2 separate regions of the Homo sapiens genome follow, and region 1 is linked to region 2. The links are chromatin loops, found by intact Hi-C in ENCODE. Cell type or tissue: GM12878. All regions are shown on one strand. Each heading gives the region's core, and the rest is flanking DNA. Links, peaks and the distances in the headings are about the cores only. Region 1 overlaps FRMD5 (FERM domain containing 5). Region 2 overlaps GOLM2 (golgi membrane protein 2).

Evidence for each region. A loop is a pair of places that touch in the nucleus more often than their neighbours do. Peaks named below come from ENCODE experiments on the same cell type or tissue, not always from the same donor. Only the 100,000 strongest peaks of a DNase experiment are listed, where the experiment ranks them.
Region 1: it touches region 2 in a loop (4-fold over the local background); 1 of 110 quality-filtered maps calls a loop at or near these places.

What each region holds. Positions count from the first base shown.
Region 1 is chr15:44,063,986-44,069,372 of GRCh38, reverse strand. All of the region lies in intron 1 of FRMD5 (FERM domain containing 5), which reads left to right. It also overlaps the pseudogene GAPDHP55. Among named protein-coding and RNA genes, the nearest start is that of FRMD5, 130 kb to the left of the region's middle. RefSeq lists a silencer at 2,848-3,142. In GM12878, for the core only: a CTCF peak has its summit at 2,960 (motif pointing right); a DNase peak (open chromatin) is centred at 3,022.
Region 2 is chr15:44,317,149-44,322,535 of GRCh38, reverse strand. The region is part of intron 1 of GOLM2 (golgi membrane protein 2); the gene reads right to left. Among named protein-coding and RNA genes, the nearest start is that of GOLM2, 31 kb to the right of the region's middle. RefSeq lists an enhancer at 3,010-3,239. In GM12878, for the core only: a CTCF peak has its summit at 2,917; a DNase peak (open chromatin) is centred at 2,935; H3K27ac peaks cover 733 bases.

The DNA of each region.
Region 1 (5,387 bases), core at 206-5,205, 250 kb after region 2:
TAAAGGTTTTTGTGTGAGCATAGGTTTTCATTTCTTTGGGATAAATGCCTAGGAATGTAATGCTAGGTTATGTGGTAGTTTCATGTTTAGATTTGTAAGAAACTGCCAAACTGTTTCCCAGAGTGGCTGTACCATTTTACATTCCCACTGACAATGTGTGAATAATTCAGTTTCTTTGCATCCTTGCCAGCATTTGGTGTTGTCACTATTTTTTATTTTAGCCATCCTGATAGGTGTGTAGTGATATTTCATGGTTTTAAGTTGCCTTTCCTTAATGCTAATGTTATTGAACATCTTTTCATGTACTTATTTGCCATCAGTATATCCTCTTTGGTGAAATGTCTTTGTATGTCTTTTGCCTATTTTCTAATTGGATTGTTTGTGTTTTTATTATTGGATTTTGAAAGAGCCTGGGCTTTATAGATATCAATTTCAGCAATGTGCTATTCATTCCTTGACTCTGCCTTCCTGCCTTCCCAATACCTTATTCACAGTAACCCTCACATCTGACTTCTATGATGTGTTGTAGCCTGAGAAAATCATGATTCCATTCTGAATAGATCTGGAACAAAATACAGGTCATCTAAACTTGCTAGCAATCTTTTCAACACAAGATTCACATGTCATAAAATTTGCCTGTTTAAAGTATACAAATCAGTGGGTTTTAGTATTCATAAAGTTGTACAAACATCACCAGTATGTAATTTCAGAACATTTTTATCACTGCAAAAAAGGAATCTCGTACCCATTAGCAGTCACTCTGCACTCTCCCATTTTCCCATTCCCTCAGCCCCTGGAAACCACTAATCTGCTTTCTTTCTCTATCAAATTGCCTATTGTGGACATTTCATATAAACGGAATTCTGCACTAAGTGGCCTTTTGTGTCTGGCTTTTTTCATTTAGCATAATGTTTTAAAGATTCATCCATACTGCAGCATGTATTAATGTTAGTACTTCATTTTTATGGCAAATAATATTCAATTATATGGATATCCCACATTTTCTTTACTCATTCATCAAGTGATAGACATTTAAGTTGCTTCCACTTTTTGGCTATCATGTATAATGCTGCTATGAACATTTGTGCGCAAGTTTGTGTGGCTATATGTTTTCATTTCTCTTGGGTATATAGGAATGAAATTAATTGCTGGGTTATATGGTAACTCTATATTTAACTGTTTGAGAAACTGCCAAACTGTTTCCCAAAATGGCTGAACCATTTTATATTACCACCAGCAATATGTGAGAGTTCCAGTTTCTTTGCACTCTTAGCAACACTTGTTATTTTTTATTATGTCCATTTGTGTTTTTTACTATGACCATCCTGGTAGGTAAGGAATAGTTCACTGTGTTTTTGATTTGCATTTCTTTAATGATAAATGATGTTGAGCATCTTTACATGTGCTTATTGGCCATTTGTATTTACTTGAAGAAATATCTGTTTCAATCTTTGCCTATTTTTAAATTGCATTATTTGGTTTTTCATTGCTGAGTTTTAAGAGTTCTTTGTATATTCTGGGTGCCAGATGATTATCAGATATCAAATTTGCAAATATTTTCTCTCATTCTGTGGGTTGTGTTTTCACTTTTTTGGTAGTGTCTGCTATGGTCTGAATGTTGATATTTCCCTCAAATTTATATATTGGAAATAATCCCCAATGCTGTAGTATTAAGAGTTGGGGCCTTTAGGCGTGATTAGGTCATGAGGGCTCCACCATCATGAATGGGATTAGTATGCCTATAAAAGAGGCTCAAGGGGCTTGTCTCTGCCCTCCACCCTCTGAGGATGCAGCAACACGGCATGATCCATGAGGAACAGGCCCTCACCAGACACCAAATCTGCTGGTGCCTTGATCTTGGACTTCTAGCTTCCAGAACTGTAAGCAATAAATTATACTGTTTATAAACTACTCAGTCTATGGTATTTTGTTATAGCAGCCTAACACTGATTAAGTCAGTGTCCTCTGAAGCACAAAAGTCTTTACATTTTGAATATGACCATTTTAACTATTTTTTATTTGGTTGCATTTACTTTGGTGTCTAAGCAATATTTTAACCAGTACTTTTTTGCTCATGATTATATCCCTCTCAATGTCTTTTCTAAGTACACCTAATTCATGGCACATACCTAGTCTCTCCCCAGTTCTCCATGCAAATGAGCTTGCCTCCTATTCTCTGAGAAAGTTGAGATTATTTGCCATAAATTCTTCAACTTCCTCTGTCTCAATAAGTTTCCATGTATTTTCACTCTTTTCCCTTTTATACTCTCTTTCTTTTGAATTACGGGAATTTTCCTTTTCAAAATGAATACCTCCACCTGGTCCATTCCATCCCTCTTCTTCTTGGACTTTAATTCAGTGATTGATCTTTTTCTCCCCACTAGCATCAATAATATTTTGTTCTCTACTAATCTTTCTTTTCTGCCTTCATACAATCTCAGGTCTTTGTTGCCCCTTTAAGGAAAAGAACTGAGGGGGAGCTTTGCCCAATTTTATTTTTCCTTTAAGCTACCAACCTCTCTGACTCCTTCCCTTTACTTTTAATCTTGAAAGAGCAGTTTCACTTCGTCTAAAATATTGTAGTAACCCTCTCAGTGGCCTCCAACTCCAAAGTCTCCCCTTGGACTCTTCTTACACACTTTCTATCAGATGAATCTTCCCAAAGTAAAGTTCTTATCACCTAACTCTCCTGCCTAAAAACTTTGATGACTCATTTAATATCGAGTTATCTATAGGACCTCCCAGCCTAATATTCAAAGCCCTTCATAACATGTTCTCTCAACTCTGATAGATCTGAACAACTCATTTTTCCGTGAACACCCCCTTGCCACTAGTTTCCTGCGTAATGCCTTTTCCCCAGAATGCCTGTCTTCCTTCAGTTCTTCCTATGGAAATTCTGTGTAAAATTTAAATGCCTTGAAGTCTCTGTTGATCATCTCTTCCCCTTCCACCAGAGGGCGCTCTCCAATCTTTGAATCCCTATCACATCGTAAACGACTGTGTGGCCCTTACTATTTGACCTCGTATTATAGCTTTTGAAAGTAGATTGTGAATTCTGTGAAGGCAGAGACTTACCTATCTGTGGACCTCTCCAGCAGCCACCCAGAGCTAGTAGAGCTAGTAGGTATTTCTTGAATTGATTTATTGAATTGAGTATTTCTTGAATTATTTTGATTTAAATTGAAAACAAGAACCTGGACACCTACATCTGTGGAGAAAAATCTTGAAAAGATAAAGCAGAAAACATGGGGTAGACAGTGGGAGGTGAAACTGAGAAGGTAATTTATGCTTTAGCTTTACAGCAAATCAGAGCACCTGGAGTTGAAAACCTCATTTTTCTGAATGTCAGTTTTGTTTTTGAAAAACAATCAGTGCATAGCATATTTACTCTTTAATCTCAAAACATTAAGAGTAAAAAAAAAGTGGAACTGGTTGAGTAAAATGATATAAAGTCACCTTATCTGACAAACTGTATCATCTGTTTTGAATGAAGGCCCTAGAATTGTTGTGAAGGATGTCATGTTCATCTCCCAATTATGGAGATAAAAAGTAATGAGTGCAGGAACTTTGTAAACTCTAAAGCACTGCATATAAGTTGACCTTTAAAGTTAAAAATATTTCTTACAAAATGTAGGTCAGTTTATATGCTTATTGACTACTGTTAGCTGGTTGGTAGGTGGTAGCAGTCTCTCAGCTGGCTCTTTAAGGATGGGTGGGTCATGAAATCAATATCATGACCAAAATCAATATATTCTCAAGGATAAACCCAGTCCCAAACTTTTATATTAAACTGTCTAAGTCAACCTGTGTACTAGATCGTACTCAACCTCCATCATATGCATAGTGTTATTAACTCTGTTGAGTGTTCAAATGACACTAAATCGATTAAATATTTACCTGTTTGGGTTGGGTGACTTAAAGTGATTTTGTTTTATTAACTTTCAGGTCTTAATAGGAAAATGATACTCTTCATTATTTTTCCTTCCTTCATTACCCCTTCCTTTTGGGCTTTTTGAATTGATTTCTAAATTGTAAGTTCTTGAAAGCTGAGAAACTGTGCCATATATTTTTGTAAACCCTAGTCCTACCAGGACCTCTTTACCATTATAATTATTCAGTAGTACCAATAGTGATAATCCTTAATATTTATTGAGTGCTTACTAAGGGGTAGACACTATACTAAGTACTGTATATTCATTATTTCGTTTAATTCTCATAGCAACTTTGTGAGTTATTTCAAAGGAAGAAATGGGACTTAAATAATTTGCCCAAGGTCACACATTGCATAGGTGGCTGAGCCAAGATTGGAACCCAGGTGGTCTGACTCCAGAGCCTGTGCTCTTAACCGCTACACTATCTTCTTTAATAAATGTCTATTCTCAGTGATGCTAGTTAGAACCAAGCTGTGTGCATGGCATATGTGCAGTGACATCCTGTCTATGTTTTTATTGTGTAATATACCCATGATACTGTGAGCCCACAGCTGGTGTCCATTAATGATAATGGTGTGGGAATTCAAAAATAATTTCCAGAGCATCTTGAGTACAAGACATAATTTTCATTTTTCAGTGATCTTTAAATTCTGGGACTTAAAAGGGACTTGTTATTTGGTTACCCAAAATAGTTTTCTTCCTTTTCTGAAAGTTGGATTTGAAATGGAGGTAATATAAGACTACAGTGTGCTTTCTGATATTATTTCAGTAGGATTTTTTCACTTTTATTTTTTCTAAGCTCCTCTAAAGGGGGAGGTAGAGGCAATGTGTTTTGTTTTGTTTTGTTTTTTTGAGACAGAGTTCACTCTTGTCGCCCAAGATGGAGTGCAATGACGAGATCTCGGCTCATCACACCCTCCGCATCCCGAGTTCAAGCAATTCTCCTGCCTCAGCCTCCAGAGTACCTGGATTACAGGCATGCGCCACCACGCCCAGCTAATTTTGTATTTTTAGTAGGGACGGGGTTTCTCAATGTTGGTCAGGCTGGTCTTGAACTCCTGACCTCAGCTGATCCACCCACCTCGTCTTCCCAAAGTGCTAGAATTACAGGCATGAGTTTTACTGCACGTAGCCTGTTTCACTACCTTCTTGATGTCATTATATTTGCCAGGTTTCTCTAGATAGCAGATCAGATCCATGACTGACAGACACAGTGGTGGTGGGAGACATGGAAGATCATGCCAGTGACCTTCCTGTTCAGCTCAGGGATGACCTTACCCACAGCCTTGTCAGTGCCAGTAGATGCAAGCATGATGTTCTGGAAAATTCCACAGCCATTGTGCCATAGTTTCCCAGAGGGGCCATCCACAGTCTTCTGGGTGTCCGTGATGGCATGGACTGTGGTCATGAATTCTTCCATGATGCCAGAATTGTCATGGATGACCTTGGCCAGGG
Region 2 (5,387 bases), core at 231-5,230:
CCACTCTGTCTCAGTTATTGCTTTAGACAAGTTTGTTCTAATTGTAAAATGTAACTAAAATATCACTAAAAATACATCTCTTGTCTACCCCAAAGTAACTTTACTTTGGAAGGCACAGGCAGATTCACATTAATCAGAAGTAGCACCATGGAAAAATGATTTGTTTTTTTATACTGAGTCTCACTCTGTCGCCCAGGCTGCGGTGCAGTGGTGCGATCTCAGCTCACTGCAACCTCCACCTCCCAGGTTCAAGATATTCTGCTGCCTCAGCCCCCAAGTAGCTGGGACTGCAGGTGCGCACCACCACACCCAGCTAATCTTTGTATTTTTAGTAGAGATGGGGTTTTACCATGTTGGCCAGGCTGGTCTCGAACTCCTGACTTCAAGTGGTCTGCCGGCCTCTGCCTCCCAAAGTGCTGGGATTACAGGCATGAGCCACCACGCCTGGCCTGAAGAATATATTTTTAAACTTTTTTTTTTCAGAGTCTTGCTTTGTCAACCAGGCTGGAGTACAGTGATGCAATCACGGTTCACTGCAGCCTTGACCTCCAGGGCCCAAGTCTATCCTCCTATCTCAGGCTCTCAAGTAGCTGAGACTACAGGTATGTATCATAATACCCAGTTAATTTTTAAAAATATATTTTTTTGCAGAGACGGGGTCTTGCTATGTTGCCCAGGCTGGTCTTGAACTCTTGGACTCAAGTGATTCTCCTGCTGGCCTCCCAAAGTGCTGGGACTACATGCATGAACCACCATGGCCAACCTAAACTTTTTATTTTAAAATTAATTACAGATTCACAGGAAATTGCAAAGATAGCAAAGAGAGGTCCCAGGTAACCTTCACACAATTCACATAATTTCCCACAATGGGTGCATCTTATGTAACTACAGTACAACATCAAAACCAGGAAACTGACATTGGTACAATATGAATGTATAGCTCTATGTCATTTTAAAATATGTGCAGATTTGTATAACTACCATCACAATCAAGATGCAGAATACTTTTATCATCACAAAGATCTCCCTCATGCTATCCCCCCACCCCCCCTTTTTTTTTTTTTTTTTGAGACATGTTCTCACTCTGCAGACCAGGCTGGAGTGCAGTGGCAAAACAGCTCCCTGCAGTCTCCATCTGCAGGGCTCAAGCGATCCTTCCACCTCAGCCTCCTGATAGCTGGGACTACAGGCATTTGCCACCATGCCAGGTTAATTTTTTTATTTTTAGTAGAGATGAGGTCTTGCTATGTTGTCCAGGCTGTTCTTGAACTCCCGGGCTTAAGCAATCCTCTTGCCTTGGTCTCCCAAAGTGCTGGGATTACAGGAGTGAGGCACAATGCCTGGCCCATGCAATCTGTTATAGTCACCCCCAACCCCCAGTCCCCCACCATCCCATGTCCAGCCACTCAATGGGAAAGTATAAAACAACTAAGAAAACATGAGAGTAGTCTCAAGAAATTAGACAAGGCACCATCTAAAGCAGTATAATTACTACAAGAATCCAGAGATCCGGGAAAACTTCATGGAATTGATTATATCTGTATTAGGCATTGAAAGTTAGGTAAAAATTTAAACAGATGGGAAAGGGGCATTTCAGATGGAGGAGATGGTATAAGAAAAGATACAGTGGCAAGAAAGCATGAGGTATACCTCAAGACTCCACCAACATACTGTCTGACTGGAGCACATGAAAAGAAGAGTTGGAAAGAAAGATGGAGTAAAAAGACCATGGAGTATCTTTCAGTCCCAGGTAGAGTGTATTCTTCAATCTGAGAGCCCACGACTTTCAAATTTAAAATAAAAGTTTGTCCATAAATAGATGAAAATATAAATGTTCTAGGTGAAGCAAGAGAAGGAGTCTAGGGGGTCCCTCTTTTTCACCCCCCCGAGTCCTGGGTGCTTTGAAGAATGAAGTTTAAAATATACAGCTAGGTCGGACACAGTGGTTTATGCCTAGAATCCCAGTAGTTTGGAAGGCCAAAGCAAGAGGATCACTTGAGGCCAGCAGTTCAAGACCAGCCTGGCCAACACAGTGAGACCTACAAAAACTAAAGAAAATAAAAAATGAAATTAGCCAGGCATGGTGGAACATGTCTGTAGTCCTAGCTACTTAGGTGACTGAGGTAGGAGGATCACTTGAGCCCAGGAGTTTGAGGCTGCAGTGAGCTAGGATTGCACCAGTGTACTCCAGCCTGGGAGACAGAGCAAGACCCTATCTCAAAAAATAAATAAATAATGAAATATAATGTTGATATTCAGTAAGAAAAAAGGAATAAAGTACTAGAACATGATAAAATATGGATGAGCTTGGAAAACATTACATATGCTAAATGAAAAAAGACAGTCACAAAAGTTCAAATATTATCTGATAGCATTGATATGAAATGTACAGAATAGGTAAAGCCATAAAGAAAGAAAGTAGATTAGTGGCTGCCAGGGGCTGGGGGCAGGAAGGAATGAGGAGTGACTTTTTGTTGAGCACAAGGTTTCTTTTGGGGGTGATGAAAACGTTCTGGAATTAGACCATGGTGATAGTTGCTCAACATTTTAGATATAGTAAAATGCACTAAATTGTACACTTGAACAGGATAAATTTTATGGTACATGAATTATACGTCAATTTTTAAAATGTAAAACAAACAAAAATGGCCAGGTGCAGTGGCTCACGCCTGTAATCCCAACACTTTGGGAGGCTGAGGCAGGCAGATCACCTGAGGCCAGGAGTTTGAGACTACTCTGGGCAACATGGCAAAATCCCCTCTCTACAAAAAATACAAAAACTTAGCCAGGCACAGTGGTGCATGCCTATAGGCCCGGATACTTGAGAGGCTGAGGTGGGAGGACTGATTGAGCCCTAAAGGTTGAGGTTGCAGTGAGCTGTGACTGCACCACGGCACTCCTACCCTAGGTGGCAGAGCGAGACCCTGTCTCAAAAACAAAAATGAAAACAAAACCAACCAAACAAACAAAAACCCCACTCACACATTACTATGGGGTATCATACAGGAAACTGGAAGGCCAGGCGTGGTGGCTCATGCCTATAATCCCAGCATTTTGGAGGCTGAGGCAGGAGGATCATTCAAACTCAGGAATTCAAGACCAGCCTGGAAACACAGTGAGATCTCATCTCTAATAAAAAATAAATAAATAAACAGATTAGTCGAGCATGGTGGCATATGCCTATAGTCCCAGCTACTTGGGAGGCTGAGGTGGGAAGATCACTTGAGCCCAGAAGTCAGGAGTGCAATGAGCCATAATCAAGCCACTGCACTTCAGTCTGGGCAACGGAGCAAGACCCCATCTCAAAAAAAGAAAAATGGAAACTGAGGATAACACAACAGACAAACACTATGTACTCAAGGAGCTTACTATTTAGGAGGGGAGTCAAGTAAATAGGCAATCATAATACCGTAAAATAAATGCTATCATTCGGTTCTACAGACATGATGGGCGAACTTAATAGAAGGATTTAATACAGCCTTCATGGAGTGAGAGAAGGCTTCTGGAGATGATGATGATGACTGATATGAGTCCTGCAGGAACCAGGTATAAGTAGGGAGAAGATAAGGAAGAAAGGCATTCAAGGCACGTGTCAAAACTTAGATATGAAAAACACTTAACATTCTAGGAATTATAAACAATTCCCAGTAGCTGCAACAGAGAATTAGGGAGAACTGGTAAGAAATATGGCTAGAAAGGTAAGTAAGGTTCACAATTATGAAGGGTCTTCCAAGAAACATGGATTCATCCTGTAAGCTATGGTCAATCTTTAAAGTTCTTTTAACAAGGTAGTAAAATTCAACTTCCAATTTTTTTTTTTTTTTTTTGAGACAGAGTGTCGGTCTGTTGCCCAGGCTGGAGTGCAGCGACCCAATCTCTGCTCGCTGCAACCTCCACGTCCCAGGTTCAAGTCGTTCTCCTGCCTTAGCCTCCCAAGTAGCTTGGACTACAGGCACATACCACCACACACAGCTAATTTTTGTATTTTTAGTAGAGACAGGGTTTCACCACATTGATCAGGCTGGTCTCAAACTCCTGACTTCAGGCGATCCACCCACCTCGGCCTCCCAAAGTGCTGGGATTATGGGCGTAAGCCACGCACACCCAGTCCCAATTTGCAATTTTAAAAAGTCAATCTGGCTGCAACATGAAGAGTAGACCAGAGTGGGCAAGATGAGAAGGAGGGAGACCAAGTACTACTGCCATATCATAGGTGAGAATGTTGGTCTAAGTCAGAGGTGGGCAAACTATGGCCTGTGAGCCTGTTTTTGTAGGGAAGGAAGCTAAGGATGACTGTTACATTTTTTTTTAAATAGCTGAAGGAAAAAATCAAAAGAAGATTTTATGATATATGAATTACATGAAAATGAAACTTCAGTGTCTACAAATAAAGTTTTATGGGAAAATAGCCACACTAATTTGTTTACATATTGTATGTGGCTGCTTTTGAGCTACAGTGGTTGTGGCAGAGACTATATGGCCTGCAAAGCCTAAAGTATTTACTATCTGGACTTTTACAGAAAAGGTCTTTTCAATTTCTGGTCTAAACTAATAGAATCAGAAAAGAGAGGTAAATACATGTGAGATATTAAAGGGGAAGAATAGTCTTGTGGAATTGATTATATACAGGCGTAAAAGGAGAAACATCAAGTATGATGCTTAGATTTCTAATCGGGGTGACTAGATGAGTAAGAATATAATTTTCTGTAATAGGGAAACACAGGAAGAGGAACAGACTTGGGGTCAGGGAGAGAATTGGGGAAATGATTTTTTGAGATTTTGACCTATTGATTTTGAGGCATCTGTGACATATCCAAGAAGAGATCTTCAGTAGGCAGTTGGACATATGGAGCTCGGGCGACGACCAGAGAGCCATTCACATTCAAATGGTAATCCAGGTCATAGGAATGAGATCACTGAGGGAAAGCTACAGGGGAAGCAAAAAAAACCTGACACCAACAACTACAGTATTTGATCAGTTTGCTCACTCAGAACTGCTCCGTAATAACTTCCAATTAGCCTGTATTTTACTTTGTTTCCCAATTCCTTCATTTGCAGAACCTAATCTCTTTTTGTACTTGTTGCCCTTCCAAGAACATCATCTTCCTTTGTATTCATTTTCAACACTTTGGTTTTTTATTTAAAAAAACACTTTTTTTGAGACAGGGTCTTGCCCTACTGCCCAGGCTAGAGTGCAGTGGCATGACCACAGCTCACTGCAACCTTGATTTCTCAGGCCCAAAAGATCCTCCCACCTCAGCCTCCCAAGTAGCTGGGACCACAGGCATGTGCTACCACGCCCAGATAATTTTTTTTGTCTTTTGTAGAGATGGGGGGGTCTCACTTTTTTAAATCAATTTTTATGATGCTATGCCAGGTTCTCTGTA